2 separate regions of the Mus musculus genome follow, and region 1 is linked to region 2. The links are chromatin loops, found by intact Hi-C in ENCODE. Cell type or tissue: left cerebral cortex. All regions are shown on one strand. Each heading gives the region's core, and the rest is flanking DNA. Links, peaks and the distances in the headings are about the cores only. Region 1 overlaps Cadm2 (cell adhesion molecule 2). Region 2 has its middle 1.0 Mb from the start of Cadm2.

Region 1 (8,000 bases), core at 1-8,000, 1.1 Mb before region 2:
ATCAGAGTACATGTAACAAACTAGAGTATTATGAATCCTCAGGGAAGCCTCATAGAACTAATGTATTTTCTAAAGAAAGCTGCACATGAGTAAAGGGAGACTCAGATGCTAATTAGACCCTCTCAGAGAAAGCTATAGAAACGTCGCTCCTTGAATTCTGAAGTTGAACACAGAATGGAACGTTTGTGTACAGGAGACTGCGTGGAAAAGGGAGTGAGGGCTTGATAGAAAAGCCCTGCAATTGATGATTTACACAATTTGTGAGGAAATAAACTAAGCAAAGCCAGAAGTATAACAATGAGAGAATTCTCATCTTTCCAAAAGGGTTAAGTATGAGAACTGATTTCCTATTAGGAAGGGATTATGTAACAACAGAGGGAAATACTCAGCCTAGCATATGCTAATTTAGTCAGCTTTGCCAGGCATTGCTGTGTAGTTTTGGCTGGCTGACTCACATTCCTTTCCTCCTCGGTTCCCCCCCTCCCCCATTTATATTACCAAATGAAAGTGGTGGAGCTCTTTTTTAAAATGTAATGATAACTGCAAAACATTGAGATCTGCCCTTTGGTGGTTGAGAAACTTCATTACTTGTACGTTTTCAGAAACTTCCATTTTACAAGAGACCTCTCCTTTAACTATTCACTATCCTTCATTATTTTTTTTTTAATGTGAATTATTCCAGGTCAGTAGGATGGTAAATGGAAAGGGGTTCTTATATTCCTGGAGAGCACAAAGCAAGCTAGGTTACCATTCAAACTTCAACAAATAAAATGGAAACCAGTGGCAAAGGATTGGCACTTAAATTCTGTGCACATTTTTATTTGGTTTGAAATACACACACATATGAATATATGTATATAGATATACGTGTATATACATACATTTTATTTATTTAATGTATATATTCTGATCTATAACTTAAGCTTATTCATTTCAGTGTAAGCTTATGTGCAGACTGGAAGACAGGGTCTATTAAGTATAAAACTGAACCTGAAGTACACGTAGCATGGACATTTCCTACAGGAAGAGGAATAAGGGGCAAGCTGAAATAAAAGATAAAATTCTGAAGAAAGTACAAGTATATTTTATACACGGTATATTCCAGGCTCTGATGTTTAAATAAGCACTATCAAGGCACCTGCATTTTTAAACATAGACAAGTTTATCCCAGATGCCAAAAATGTTTCATTGCAAGAGGAAATTAATTGGCTTTATAAATTACAAAAAAACAAAAAACAAAAAACAAAAAAAACGCACCGTGTTTTCCACAGAACATCTTTACCTTTGTCAAGAATGGTGATTGCCCATTTTGTTTTCAAGGATAAGCAATGTATCTGTACTTGCATGTCATGTGTGTGCATGTATGTATGTATGTATGTATGTGTGTGTGTGTGTATGTGTATGCATATATATATATAATTATTATTATCGTTTTTATTATTATTAGTGACTCAATTCAGCCTCTAAAGGGCCTTTTATTTCCCTGTAACTTGAAACTGTTGCCACTGCTCAATAACAATGCTTTGTATTCCTAGAAGTAAAAGAACGATTACTTTTATTTTGGTAAATTATCCCCAAGTCTGACTAGACATACCTCTGAAGTATTGAAGTGGGTGGAAGATCATTTAAATATTCGAGGGGAACTGATTTGCTCACTCAGAAAGAGTTATCCCGGTGGTGAACAACAACTGTCTTAATGTTTACTTCAGACCTCTATAAAGCATCCTGTGACTAATGAACGACCAACTCTGTCTAAGGAAGATCTGGTAACTTCTTTCACCTAGTCAGGCAGCAGCCGGTTTTGATGATTTACTCTCAAAAGCAGGAAAGATCCAGAATAAATTTTCAACCCTATTGAAATTTTCCAGATTTCAAATTTGGTTGTTTTCAGTGGAAGAAACCCTTCTTATCACTGGTAAGGAAAACATATTTGTTAAAAGAGAAGAAGAAAATAAATACTAAGGAGTAAGTTACCTTTACTCATCTTTTTAAATCTTTAACTCATCTTTTCTCATAAACCACATTGTTATTACAGATTTTCATTATTTAAAAACCTAAGAAGGTTGGCCTTTATCTTTAAATGTAACTGTATGTTTTCAGCTTGAACACATATGAGTACTCATGGTGAGGTAACTTAGTATTGTTTCCCATTCTCAATCATTTCTTTACTTATTTTGACTTTATTTAATTCATGTGTAATTAAGAAGAGTATTTACTTGCATAATGTTCAAACATAATACCTTTTCTAAGATGAAAGTAATTGTATATCTCCTTAAGAAAACCCACCAAATACATTACGAGGAGCTTGTGGGCCCACTTCTTGGATAAAAAAATCAATATGCACAGTATGTCAAATGTTTTTGTTCTGTAGCAAATGGAATTCAAGCAGAACTGTGTTTCTGACTGTCATCTGATAGGATTTCATGGTGTGCTGAAAATAACAGTAGTTGCTTAGATCTCGCTATTTTTAGGAACTCATTTGACTACTATTCCTACAGAAAAACCAACATTCAATAATGAGGACTCATAAAAACATATGCCACGTATTGGCACCGACTTATCTGAACACAGATTTAAAGGTTAATTCCTGTCCCTCCTAAAAATAAATAAGTAAAAATAACAACAACAACAACAACAGGGAAACAAACAAAAAAACAAACAAACAAACAAAAAACCGAAGTCTGTTTTGTGTAGAATAGGAAACACTGCAGCAAGACAGATCCTGAGAGAGTAAATTTTTACCCAGAACACTTGAGTGAGGAGGCTTGGCACATGTGAAGTGTGGGATTCCTACTATAATTCCACTATTCATCTTCATTATATTGACCCACAAGCCTGATGGTTTCCAAGAAAGTCAAATGTTCACCAGGACTTAATGAAAAGATACCTAATCTTACGAGGAGTTATTTATGAATCTTTGACACACAGCCTGCTTCCCCTTTAGTTTTGCCATCACACACTCTGAAACAGTTCAGGCTTTAAAGGGTTAAAGCTTTGTTCCCGTCTGCCATAAGCTAGGAAAATACTTCACATCTCCCTCTCCTGCCACATGACTGCTTTCCTGTGTTTGTCTGCTGCTGCTGAGCATATAAAACCTAAGATGTCATTAGCACCATCACACAGCAGGGGGCTTCAGTGCCTCCTACTTCAGGGTAATCCTCACCACCTCCTTACAGGAGGAATTTAGGGAACATGCCTTCTTAGTTCTTCAAGAAGTATACTCCAAAACCTTGACATTTTCAAATAAAATGTTGGCAATGAACTTGAACTTGTCCTTTTAATATTTTACGTTAAACCAGTAAATTTAAATTATTCTTTTTTCTTTCTTTCTTTCTTTCCTTTTTTTTTTTTTTTTTCTTTGGTCAAAGAATGAGTTTATGATCTAGTCCGACATAAATTATCGGGAATTATCAATCTTGGAAAATAAAAAATAACCAACTTGGTAGGGAAGGATGCTGAGAATAATTAGTTAAATTGAATTCGTAGAAAGGTACTTATGCCCACAAATTATCAATAATTGCTTACATTTAAGCTTTCTCTAAGACACAACTGTTTTAGAAACAAATTTAGGTCTACAAAATACCAAATTTTTATATATTCATTATATATAATATATATTATTATTATTATTTATATTTTATGTAATAAGGCATGTGTGCTGCTATATTATGAGGCAAAGACTCAAACACTACCAGGCCTGCCTGGAAGACACACGTTGTTCACTGCCATTTGATTTATTATATATTTACTAAGCAAAGGATGAAAACTGCACAGATGTGTACATTGAATTCATCCTTGGAGAGTCTGTATTTATTTTTTACCACTGGTTCCAAGAACAATAAAGAGAGTAAATTAGAAGTATAGCTACCAATTTGACAATCGTCTTTTCCTTCATCTGGGGAATTGTGGTACTTGGTTTTGTGACTGGTTTCACCTGTTTCTTCCACCTACTCCGACACCAGTATAGAAGGTTTGACTTTGCCAAGTTGTTTCATGAAGCAAAATGCATCGAAGTAAGAACTTTCTCAACACATTTCAGGACACATGTCAGAAAACTAAAATAATAGTAATAATAATAATAATAATAATAATAATAATAATAATAATAATAATAATAAACAACCATTATATGGAAATCTACATTACACTATTTCTTTATCCTAGGGACCTTTGATAAAATGATTCATCAGTTCTTTATAAGAAGGTATCATATTAGTAGGCTCCCTATTTTAAAGGGGAGGGTGACAGAAAGCAATGCTTATTCTGGGCCACTTTAAAATACATAATTAGGATGTCATCTAACAACTTTTAAATTAAATTTTACTCTTGAAGTGACTGAAGTAATTTTTTTTCTTTAAGGAAAACTCTTCAATCTCACAGTTTCATGGCAGAGGAAGCAGTTTTAAAGTTTCAGATCTACTGGTGGAAGACATGGGCCTCAGTCCTCGGATCGAGGATGCTGCTCATCCATGTTGTATTACACCACTGCAGTGTTTTGATAGTTGCAGAACTAGGAAACCAGCACTGAAGCAATCTTCCTCATGATGAGACAAAACCAGCCAAGAGACCCAGAATCCTTTGCAGGGAGGATTTTTCTTAACTGCTGCTCCTGAAGGTGACAGCTGCTTCACCCAGTCAGACTGTGGCTCCCACCTACAGCTACTTTCCAGTTCCTGTTATCGAGGAAGGGAGAAGTGGATGGTATTCTAGCTTCCCTGATCATAAGAAATATCCTGACAGGACTTAGGATATTTGTGTACGTGTAAAAGAGGTAAGAGATTTGGGAAGCATTTACTGTGATGGTAATGATATTTAACATACTGTGCATTTTCTATAAGACATCTGGTGAAGTTCCCGACACTAACGTGTCCAAAGCAAGATGTAATATGTATATTCACTGTGGTGTTGATCTGAAGGTATTCATTAGCAAGTATGGCAAATTATTAATTAGAATACCTCATGAAAAGCTATTAAAACCCTTTGTATTTGTGTTACACATTTTCAGTAAGATTAAATGAGAGAGAGAATGAATGAATGAATGAATGAATTTAGGGAGACCAGATATTGTGGTGCATGTCTGTTCTCTGTTTTTCTTTCTATGTTTTTCTTCCTTTCCGGGCTTGTTTCCTAAGTGCACAGGGCTCTCTTCATCTCAGCAGTGCTCCTCCAGGCATGGGAGGCGATGTGGTTTTAGGAAAGGTGAACTAAGCAGCATCTATTTCATGGCCCAAGGAGCTCTTAGTTACAAGCATTGAGCGAGCATGTGTGTTTGCACTTCTTAGGCTACAGTTTACTGTGATTCTCCTCTTCTTGACTTTCTGTCTTCCTTGATATAGAAAAAGAAAACACTTGGGACCTTAAAGTTGAATCTCATTTTTTTTTTTATTTTCCAAGTTATATTTTGGTCAGAAACCAATATTGATATATATATATATTCCTTCTATTTGTTTTGAATGGACACATTGGGTATAAATTAAAGTAATTTTGAAGAGCACCAGTAAAACCACCCCTGTAACAACCCTGGTTTAATTTTAACAAGATTGGCTTATTCTTTCTCATATTAAGAAATTAAATCATAACTTTGTTTTGAGAAAATGTTAAAAAAGAAAAGAAAATAGTGACAGTGTAAAACGGAGAGTTTAAAATAAAACACTGAAGCACAGAGAAGATGTGTTTTTTAAAGTCTCTTTTGTGTGGTACAAACTGTAAAATAAAATAGAGATTATGTTTTAAGGGATACAGAAATTGATTCTCAGTAAGTGACTGAATGTTACCAAGCACTAGAAAATAAGAAGCTACATTCTTAGTGACTGTAGTCTTTGCCTAGTCATAACAAGGAGGAGACAGGGCAGACTCCCCCCTCTCCAACATCAGCTCTTCACTAGATCCCCACATAACCTTTCTTCCCTGTACATGGAAAGACTTGAGGTGTGTTTAATCTGTGTTCAGAAAATAAAGCCTGCCTTTGCCCAGGCTAGCCAAGACCTAATCAAACAGTAGGCTGGTGGGAAAACATAAATCAGAACCCGAAAGCAATGTTTACAGCCAAAAGGAAGAAAAGTCAGGCGTGAGCAATTTGTTTGAGGAAGAGCTGACAACATCAACAAAGTATGATGTGCCTGGAGAAGCCAGTGTTTGATAAATGGGTGGCAGCAATGAAGAGGAAAAGACAGTTGAAGTAGGCTTGCACTCTTTCCTTTCTCTTCTTTTTATTCCTCTTTAATGTGGACTAAGATGTTCATGAGGCATCATGGAACTGATGCTCATTCCCTGGCCGCTGTAGAGGATATTTATTTACTTAGTTGGTTACTGGAACCTGAGGTTGTTGCTGCTGCTGCAGCAGCAGCTGCTGCAGTAGTGCATTTTCCCTGCCAAACTCACACCTCTTCCCAGCCCCAACTCCCCTTGTCTGTTAGGAAAAGCAGCTCTGTCTCAGTCACTGGTTTACATACACAGTAAGAGACCATGCCTATGATGGAATCTCTCCTTTCTGGGTTAAGAATGATTCAGTCCTCCTCAGAGCTAGCTCCCCAACCCCCTCTTTGAGTGTGTGTGTGTGTGTGTGTGTGTGTGTGTGTGTGTGTGTGTGTGTGTGTGTGTGTGTGTTTGAATGAGGGAGGGAGGGAGGGAGGAAGGGAGGGAGAGAGAGAGAGAGAGAGAGAGAGAGAGAGAGAGAGAGAGAGAGAGAGACAAGCAGAGAGGCACAACAGTTCTTCTCAGTGCACTGAATAGACAATTCACAGAGACATGTTGAAGGAAGTGAGGAGGCGACCCCCAAGTGCAATGCGTGGCCACATGCTCTATAATAATCTCTTCGGACCAGCCCAGCCGCGTGTGCAATGACCAGTCAGTGCCACAACACCAAGACTGGCAGAGAAAAACACATCCAGCCATGCCATGCCGTGCCGTGCCGGATTTCCATCGCAATCACCAAATTAACTGATTTCCCCACATCTCTCTTCCCATAACTGGTGCATGCAGGCGCTGGCTTGCCGCGCGGGATGCGCGCGCCCGCGCGCGCGCGTACACACACACACACACACACACACACACACAGACACACACACCACTCACACACGCACGCACGCAGACAGGCATGCACGCACAGAGGGAGGGAGGAGGGAGGAGGGAGGAAACAGCTGAGAAATCCAAGTTACTGAGAGGTGAACTAGGGACTCCAAGAGGATGTTTTCTCGGCAGGATTAGAAATCCAAGTAAAGCCTTCAGCCACCTGGGTGAGGAGTACCAGGGTGGAGGAGTGAGCGCTGAGAAAAGGGAGCAGGAGGTGCAAGCCATGAAAATGCACTATCTGCTTTCTTGGCACATGACATTTTAAATTTATATCCCATGTAAAATAGGTTTAAAAATCTCCTCGATATATTCAAGGAAACATCTGTACACGGTTAGTTAATTGATTCAGCAATTTCCTGTCCATTACTTCACTTACATTCATAAATATGCACAAATAACATACTGTCCCAATATATAACCCCCAGAAGACGGCAAGAAAGAGGCTACATTCCAAGAACTTGCTGAAAGATGGTTCATTGACCTCATTTAAATCCTGCAAAAAATAATAATAATTTAAAAAAAAAAAAGGTTTGGGTCTGAATCTCCGGTGTGTCTACATGTGTCTTACTTCCACATTCCTTTAACCCAGAGACAAATAAATTTGATCAACTAATCTTTCTCACAAATACCAATGGATGGCAGAAGAGTTGGAGGTGAACAAAGATTTATCAAGAAAAGAGACACCCAGCTTTAAAAAAAAAAAAAAAAAAAAGATCTATTGACCATCATCTCGCATTCATCCTTTCCCGTTTCTCTCATTCAAGCCGCATCCCTGTGCTACTCTTCAAAGCAAGGATCTTCCGCCTTTCGGTCCTGCACATGCACGCCTCTTCTGCCTCCTCCACCACCCCAAAGTGCTTCTCCCATACACTCCAACTCACGCCTTGCCATTTATTTCAAAATTAGCATCTTCTTCCCCTTCCACACAT
Region 2 (9,877 bases), core at 900-8,899:
GTATCTAGCAGGCAATCTTTCATTATAGTTAATTCCCTATACATAATATTTCTAATAAAGTATATGAGCCCCTTAAGAATTTTTAACCAAGGCCAATGACACGGAAATGTAAAAGACATTAAAGGTACAAGAAAAGCCCTTGAGATAAGCACCATAGTTGGGAACAAAATAGCTTGGGGAGTTGAGATGGAGCCATAGAGCTCAGCTCACAAGGGTGCATTTGCATGTTTTTCCTAGTTTACTTTGTGCTTTGAGATAATAGAATAGATAACATTTTATAAATTATATAAACATTTTATAAATTTTATAAAATACACACACAAACATACATTTACATGCATATATATATATATATATATATATATATATATATATATATATATATATATATATGCATGTAATACATGTAGATTATATATAGATACTACATACTACATGCTGGGTGCTAATGTCTTCTTCTCCCTAAGAGCTGTACACTATTTAACAAAAACCTCCCTTTGAATTGAATGGTCAAAGAGTTTCAAGAGACTCACAAAACAATATAGAATATTGCTGCTTCCCTTCCAGAACTTGAAAGTAAGACCTCATTGCTGAAAGCACAACAGACATGGGTACTGGAAGGAACTGAACTGGAGCTTCCCTGGGCTTCTCCAGTACCTGAACCTGTTGTTCAAGATGCTAAGCAAGAAATTCATTACATTTGCCTATACAACTGTAAAGCTTAAAGGCCACAGCAAAGACCAGCCTGAAAGCTTAAAAAAAATAGCTGTCCAAACAGATTAAGTGCCCATTCAAAAATAACAATGATATGCTTGATATTGTTTAAGGTAGCTGATTATTAGAGAATGAGGTCACAGACTGTAGAAAAGAATCAACAACTGTCGTTATCACAATTCAATTCAATTTGCCATGATACTCTAAATATCCTGACATTCAAAGCTAAGTGTTGCTCACACTTCTAATCAAAAGAGGTTCTTTTGGCTGCTTTGGGGGCCATTAAAAATTGACAATTAATCAAAATATGGATAATAAGTGACCTTGTATTGCTCAGGGGAAAAATGACATCTCTTCACTGTATATCTATAAGGCTCAGCGAAAATCTCTGATTAGAAGGTAGATGATTGTAAAAGCCAAGAGACCTTGCTTGCTTGCTAAAATATTGTTGTTAAACATGACATGGAAGCTGCACACATGTAATCTCAACCATATAGTTGTATAAACATGGCCAACACTATGACAGTCATAGTTGTGATGCAAATGTGGATGTGGGAAGTTTCAGAAGGTCCCACCACTGTATAAAGAGCTAAAGTAATCAATGGCTACTAGGAGGCACAGATGCCGTTCTCCTGGAATGGGTTTTCTGATAGATGATCTAGTCCCCAATTATGAGTTGTTGGCCACAAAACGATTAACGGAGAAATACTAAGAGGACTCAAATGACTCTGTGTGTGTCATGTATATAGGAGCAATACTAAATGTACTCACTAGGGTGGTTGTGTATGAGTGTGTATGTATGTGTGTGTACCAGGAACAGGAATTACAGAACATTACAGAAGAGGTCATGAATTTGAGAAGGAACGGGAGACATACAAAGAACTGGAAAAAAGGAAAGAGTGGAAAAAATGCGAATGCAGTATTTCCACAGTAAAATTTAAAAAAAATCAATAAAAACAAATACATTAAAAACACAGTGGAAACATAAGAAAGAAATAAGTGCTGAATTCTTCAGTTTCCCGTGACACCTAAAGCTGCACAGTAATGTTGATGCAATGATGTGGTAAATATAACCAGTACTAATATACATTACTGCTTTGTTCTGTTGTTTTGTTTTGTTTTGTTTTGTTTTGTTTTGTTTTGTTTTGTTTTGTTTTGTTTGTTTGTTTGTTTTTCCTCTCAGAATATAATTTTGAAAAAGAAAGAGGAGGGGGGGGAGGAATGAATGAAGAAAAACATAAATAGCTATTGTTGAAGTCCGACTTGATCAGGCCAAAGAAGAGATCAAAGCAAATGTACTTTTTTGCACGTAATTTTAATGTAGTGTCCTCTTCCTCCTCTTGTTCTTAGCTTGTACTTTTCCATTTCTTTGTCCTTGGTGAAAGTCTTTGGGCAGGAAATGTATTTTCGCTGCTAGCTCTTAGCACATTAGTGTGAAGCATTTTGCCTGGTTGTCCCTGCTCCCAGAATCCTCACCTTGTGTGGGGAACCTGCGATATTCATTTAGAGTCAGTAATGGGGCTCCATGTGTTGTGAACACCACAGTACTACCTTTATGCACTAATTAATTGAATATGGTAATGAGGGCATGGCTACAAAGTCAAAGTAGGAGAAACTGAAAAATAGGGTAATTTATCTACCAGGGCAGAAGTAGTGAAACTCTACTAACTATCCTAAGAAGACACTGGTTTTACAGTTTAATTTAGTACTTTTCAGTCATCATTCCATTCTCTAATTAACTTCTTTCTTTTTCCCAAGGCCCTCTCCTATTTCCATGTCTTCTTTTTGTATGTGATCCATTGATTTTAATCAGATGTTATTGTATAAGTGTTGGAAGTAGATTATATACCAAAACAAGTGGAATTTTTCTAGCATTATCTTTTACAAATTAGTTGTGTTAAATGTTTAATAGACTATCCATGAGACATATTATTTTTATTCTAGGCTTATTTATGTTAATAAGCAGAAATTTTTCATGACCTTATTCATCAATTTGAACTATGTGCCTAATATATTAACTCTTCAAAATTACTATCCAACTACATTATTTACTTTTCTATTTTATTTAAGTAGTGTGTAATATCTCATACATTTTATTTATAAATGTTGGTAAAGCCAAGATATCAGTATAATTATGTATATCACAGTCTGTGAAAAGTAGCACCACTTAAAAAAAATCCCACTGTAGTTTCAGAGAGAATACATGTTATAACTGTTGTATTCAGTATCATGATTTTAAGATGGTTGGTCAATTTCCAAAATAAACACATGTAAATCACTAAAGGAAAATACAAATAATAAATAAAATAGTGAATAAAATACTTTATTTTTTGTAGTTTAGGACATTAGCTTCATTAGTATAGCAGACCCTATTCACTCAACCTATTCCACAAAGATATAATCAATGGAAATTTAAATAGTAGTAAAGAAATCACAAGTACTTTTTCTTAGCCTGAAGCTCACTGTAATAATATTTATCATGTTTTCCATATGTATTTAACTAAGTCCCTAATACATATAAGCTATATCAAGAAAATATGTTTGTTTATAAATTTATAAAGATGAGGATCCATCAATAAAGAGACTAGAGAAATGGAATTAATTGAGTGTTATCCTTTGTATTTATCTCTCGTATGTTCAGAGAAGTGGTCAGTATAGACAAATATTGGTTTATCCCCACAATGTTTCTGTTACTATGCTTAAAGAATGTAAACACAATTATAAAATGGCTTGGAAAGGTACAGCAGACTGTATTTCCTTTCTCAATTTGATAATGATTAAGCCTGGCTACTGTAATTAATTGATTTGTACATATCAATTTAAAATTCTTTATCTTTATAAAATAAACATTTAAGTTTTGCACCAAGGTTACTTACTCCCAGGATAACAATAGGAAGAAGTGAATAAATAAATCCACCTTAAATTTTTATCACTTCAGGATGAGAGCAAGAATCCAATCTAGAAATATTCTCTCTTGAAAAATTGTTATCATCTGGAAAGAACTAAAATACAAGCTGCTGGTCACTCCTGCGAGGAATTTTCTTGATCATATCATTCAAAGCCCGAGGACTCATTCTAAATGTGGGTGCACACACTGTTGCAATTGTTCCTGATTTTATAAGTAAGGTATGAAAACAGCAGCAGCAACATTTTTATTTTACCTACAACACCACTCTTGATATTAAGAAGACAGACCATCAGATCCATTTTTGTTGTGCATTATTGCATTAGATCAATATGTCTAAAGTGAATTTTCCAGAGCTATTCTCAGAGCATTAACGTTTCTGAGAAAATCTAGACCTATCAACTGCTGTGAAGCTTTTCCACCTGAAGCAGCAATTCATAAAATGTAATGAACTTCTGATTCATCTCAGGCTGCTTGTTAAGCAGGCAGATTTTTGAATCCTCCTCCACATTCATTGAAGCAGAATTTCTGCCGAGAACATTTTCCATAGCTAAATATGGATTATGATCTGGCAAAAACTTTTCTGGCTGAATGAAACTAGCTAGCCTCTTAAAAAGTGCAGATTTGAATTCCTTCTGTGTTCTTGAAACTCATCTTAAAATTTTGCAGAGTACAACAAAATTAGCCAGTTTTCTTTTCTAAAAAAGGGGAATGAACATTTGTCGAAAAGCTAGAATTTGGAAGACTGGGATTCAAGTGCAGATCTGTCTGGCTCCACGTCTGTGCATTTTCTGGGACAATATGGACATCAGTGTTGCTCAGAGTTTCTTGTATGAATTTATGAATTACTTTATAATATGTTGCTACATAATCATATAGACAAAAAAGAAAAAATATATAGACATGGATTTTTCCCTCTATGTTTAGCTGCGTTTCTCAAACTAAAATTAAAAATGAAGTCTGAAGTGTGGACATTATGCCCCTCCTTAGAAGTGGGAACAAAACACCCTTGGAAGGAGTTACAGAGACAAAGTTTGGAGCTGAGATGAAAGGATGGACCATGTAGAGACTGCCATATCCAGGGATCCACCCCATAATCAGCATCCAAACGCTGACACCATTGCATACACTAGCAAGATTTTATCGAAAGGACCCAGATGTAGCTGTCTCTTGTGAGACTATGCCGGGGCCTAGCAAACACAGAAGTGGATGCTCACAGTCAGCTAATGGATGGATCACAGGGCTCCCAATGGAGGAGCTAGAGAAAGTACCCAAGGAGCTAAAGGGATCTGCAACCCTATAGGTGGATCAACATTATGAACTAACCAGTACCCCCGGAGCTCTTGACTCTAGCTGCATATGTATCAAAAGATGGCCTAGTCGGCCATCACTGGAAAGAGAGGCCCATTGGACACGCAAACTTTATATGCCCAGAACAGGGGAACGCCAGGGCCAAAAAGGGGGAGTGGGCAGGTAGAGGAGTGGGGGTGGGTGGGTATGGGGGACTTTTGGTATAGCATTGGAAATGTAAATGAGCTAAATACCTAATAAAAAATGGAAAGAAAAAAAAATAAATAAAAAACAATAAAAATTTACCTTCCAAAACCTCTACAACTGATTCTATATTTTACTTTACTTCATATTTTCCTTTCTTCTAGTTTTTTGTTAGTTGTTCTAAGTGAATTTTTGTAAGTTTATTTTAAACAAATATCATAGAGTTATATTCTTTATATCTATCTCGAATTCATTCTACTTAAGACAATGAATGAATAAGCACACACAGAAAATAATTATTTAAACCATAGGTACTTTTCAGGAGTGATGGTTCTATGTTAATACAATCTGCTGCTAGACTGTTATCCTAGAACCCAACACAGCCATCTCACAATATCCAGTAACTCTACCTCCGAGATATCCAATGCTCTCTTCTGTTTGTTGCAAGTACACACACACACACACACACACACACACACACACACACACACACACTATATGAAAGTATAGAAAAAGAAAAAGATAAGTGTATGGGAAACTGTGTTGCTTTGAGTGTAAATGGCCCCCATAGACACATAAGAAGTTTCATTATTTAAGCTATGTCATTGTTGGAGGAAGTGGGTCACTGGGGTGGGCTTTGAGGTTTCAGAAGCCAAGCCAGGGTGAGTGTCAATCTCCTTTCCTGGTACCTGCTGATCCAGACATAGAATCATGCGCTACCTCTCCAGCAGCCAGCCATTCTTTAGAAGATTGGCTGTATTCAAGGTCTCTCTCTCTCTCTCTCTCTCTCTCTCTCTCTCTCTCTCTCTCTCTCTCTCTCTCACTCTCTCCATATATATATATATATATATATATATATAATATTTAAATATTCAGTTACCAAAATCAGAAATTAATAAAACACAAAATATAATTATTTAAACACATTTTCAGGTTAATATCATATATCCAATTATAGATTGCAAGACACATTACTTATTGTGTTGACTCTTTTTATTATAACCATTATTTCACTTCTCAAGAAATTTGAAAGACTAGATTAGAATAAAACAATTATTGCTACAAATATACCATAATATATATTACCAAATAGTATAATCATGATAGTCTATACCATATCTGTACATTGGCAGAAATTATTTAGAATGTATTTTCAATTATTATTATTATTATTATTATTATTATTATTATTATTATTATTATTATTATTACATATTTTCCTCAATTACATTTCCAATGCTATCCCAAAAGTCCCCCACACCCTCCCCCCCACTCCCCTACCCACCCATTCCCATTTTTTGGTCCTGGCCTTCAACTGTACTGGGGCAAATAAAGTTTGCATGTCCAATGGGCCTCTCTTTCCAGTGATGGCCTACTAGGCTACCTTTTGATACATATGCAGCTAGAGTCAAGAGCTAAGGGGTACTGGTTAGTTCATAATGTTGCACCTACAGGGTTGCAGATCTCTTTAGCTCCTACGATACTTTCTCTAGCTCCTCCATTGGGGGCCCTGTGATCCATCCAATAACTGACTGTGAGCATCCATTTCTGTGTTTGCTAGGCCCCGGCCTAGTCACACAAGAGACAGCTATATCTTGGGCCTTGCAGCAAATGCTTGCTAGTGTATGCAATGGTGTCATCTTTTGGAGGCTAATTATGGGATAGATCCCTGGATACGGCAGACTCTAGATGGTCCATCCTTTTGTCTCAGATCAAAACTTTGTATCTCTAACTCCTTCCATGGGTGATTGTTTCCAATTCTAAGAAGGGGCAAAGTGTCCACACTTTGGTCTTCTTTCTTCTTCAATTTCATGTGTTTTGCAAATTATACCTTATATCTCGCTATACTAAGTTTCTGGGTTAATATCCACTTATCAGTGAGTACATATCATTTGAGTTCTTTTGTGATTGTGTTACCTCACTCAGGATGATGCCCTCCAGGTCCAACCATTTGCCTAGGAATTTCATAAATTCATTCTTTTTAATAGCTGAGTAGTACTCCATTGTGTAAATTACCACATTTTTTTGTATCCATTCCTCTGTTGAGGGGCATCTGGGTTCTTTCCAGCTTCTAGCAATTATAAATAAGGCTGCTATGAACATAGTGGAGCATGTTTCCTTCTTACCGGTTAGGACATCTTCTGGATATATGCCCAGGAGAGGTATTGCGGGATCCTCTGGTAGTACTATGTCCAATTTTCTGAGGAATCGCCAGACTGATTTCCAGAGTGGTTGTACAAGCTTGCAATCCCACCAATAATGGAGGAGTGTTCCTCTTTCTCCACATCCTTACCAGCATCTGCTGTCACCTGAATTTTTGATCTTAGCCATTCTGAATGGTGGGAGATGGAATCTCAGGGTTGTTTTGATTTGCATTTCTCTGATGATTAAGGATGTTGAACATTTTTTCAGGTGCTTCTCAGCCATTCGGTATTCCTCGGGTGAGAATTCTTTGTTCAGCTCTGAGCCCCATATTATAAGGGGGTTATTTGATTTTCTGGAGTCCACCCTCTTGAATTCTTTATATATATTGGATATTAGTTCCCTATCTGATTTAAGATAGGTAAAGATCCCTTCCCAATCTTTTGGTGGCCTTTTTTCGTATTGACAGTGTCTTTTACCTTGCAGAAGCTTTGCAGTTTCATGAGGTCCCATTTGTCAATCCTCCATCTTACAGCACAAGCCATTGTTGTTCTATTCAGGATTTTTTCCCCTGTGCCCATATCTTCGAGGCTCTTCCCCATTTTCTCCTATATAAGTTTCAGTGTCTCTGGTTTTATGTGAAGTTCCTTGACCCACTTAGATTTGACCTTAGTACAAGGAGATAGGAATGGATTGATGCGATTTCTTCTACACAATAACAACCAGTTGTGCCAGCACCATTTGTTGAAAATGCTGTCTTTCTTCAACTAGATGGTTTTAGCTCCCTTGTCAAAGATCAATTGACCATAGGTGTGTGGGTTTATTTCTGGGTCTTCAATTCTATTCCATTGGTCTACTTGTCTGTCACTATACTAGTACCATGCAGTTTTTATCACAATTGCTCTGTAGTAAAGCCTTAGGTCAGGCATGGTGATTCCACCAGAGGTAATTTTGTCCTTGAGAAGAGCTTTTGCTATCATAGGTTTTTTGTTATTCCAGATGAATTTGCAGATTGCTCTTTCTAATTCGTTGAAGAATTGAGTTGGAGTTTTGATGGGGATTGCATTGAATCTGTAGATTGCTTTTGGCAAGATAGCCATTTTTACAATGTTGATCCTGCCAATCCATGAGCATGTGAGATTTTTTCATCTTCTGAGATCTTCTTTAATTTCTTTCTTCACAGACTTGAAGTTTTTATCATACAGATCTTTCACTTCCTTAGTTAGATCAAGCCAAGATATTTTATATTATTTGTGACTATTGAGAAGGGTGTTGTTTCCCTAATTTCTTTCTCAGCCTGTTTATTCTTTGTATAGAGAAAGGCCATTGACTTGTTTGAGTTTATTTTATATCCAGCTACTTCACCGAAGCTGTTTATCAGGTTTAGGAGTTCTCTGGTGGAATTTTTAGGGTCACTTATATATACTATCATATCATCTACAAAAAGTGATATTTTGAGTTCCTCTTTTCCAATTTGTATCCCCTTGATCTCCTTTTGTTGTCGAATTGCTCTGGCTAATACTTCAAGTACTATTTTGAAGAGGTAGGGAGAAAATGGGAAGCCTTGTCTAGTCCCTGATTTTAGTGAGATTGCTTCCAGCTTCTCACCATTTACTTTGATGTTGGCTACTGGTTTGCTGTAGATTGCTTTTATCATGTTTAGGTATGGGCCTTAAATTCCTGATCTTTCCAAGACTTATCATGAATGGGTGTTGGATCTTGTCAAATGCTTTTTCTGCATCTAATGAGATGATCATGTGGTTTTTGTCTTTGAGTTTGTTTATATAATGGATTCCATTGATGGGTTTTCATATATTAAACCATCCCTGCATCCCTGGAATAAAACCTACTTGTTTAGGATGGATGATTGCTTTAATATGTTCTTGGATTCGGTTAGGGAGAATTATATTGAGTATTTTTGCATAGACATTCATAAGAGAAATTAGTCTGAAGTTCTCTATCTTTGTTGGATCTTTCTGTGGTTTAGGTATCAGAGTAATTGTGGCTTCATAAAATGAGTTGGGTAGAGTACCTTCTACTTCTATTTTGTGAAATAGTTTGTGCAGAATTGGAATTAGATCTTCTTTGAAGGTCTGATAGAACTCTGCCCTAAACCCCTCTGGTCCTGGGCTTTTTTGGGCTGGGAGACTATTAATGACTGCTTCTATTTCTTTAGGGGATATGGGACTGTTTAGATTGTTAACTTGATCCTGATTTAACTTTGGTACCTGGTATCTTTCTAGAAATTTGTTCATTTCATCCAGGTTTTCCAGTTCTGTTGAGTATAGCCTTTTGTAGAAGGATCTGATGGTGTTTTTGATTTCTTCAGGATCTGTTGTTATGTCTCCCTTTTCATTTCTGATTTTGTTAATTAGGATGTTTTCCCTGTGCCCTCTAGTGAGTCTAGCTAAGGGTTTATCTATCATGTTGATTTTCTCAAAGAACCAGCTCCTCGTTTGATTAATTCTTTGAATAGTTCTTCTAGTTTCAACTTGGTTGATTTCACCCCTGAGTTTGATTATTTCCTGCTGTCTACTACTCTTGGGTCAATTTGCTTCCTTTTTTTCTAGAGCTTTTAGATGTGTTGTCAAGCTGCTAGTATGTGCTCTCTCCCATTTCTTA

The links. A loop is a pair of places that touch in the nucleus more often than their neighbours do. Peaks named below come from ENCODE experiments on the same cell type or tissue, not always from the same donor. Only the 100,000 strongest peaks of a DNase experiment are listed, where the experiment ranks them.
Region 1: it touches region 2 in a loop (8-fold over the local background); 3 of 42 quality-filtered maps call a loop at or near these places.

Annotation. Positions count from the first base shown.
Region 1 is chr16:67,611,028-67,619,027 of GRCm38, forward strand. All of the region lies in intron 1 of Cadm2 (cell adhesion molecule 2), which reads right to left. Among named protein-coding and RNA genes, the nearest start is that of Cadm2, 5.9 kb to the right of the region's middle. In left cerebral cortex, for the core only: a CTCF peak has its summit at 3,118; DNase peaks (open chromatin) are centred at 2, 426, 3,096, 4,556 and 3 more places; H3K4me3 peaks cover 2,340 bases; H3K27ac peaks cover 2,376 bases.
Region 2 is chr16:68,662,943-68,672,819 of GRCm38, forward strand. No RefSeq gene overlaps it. Among named protein-coding and RNA genes, the nearest start is that of Cadm2, 1.0 Mb to the left of the region's middle. In left cerebral cortex, for the core only: no CTCF peak of the experiment used is centred there; a DNase peak (open chromatin) is centred at 4,251; H3K27ac peaks cover 569 bases.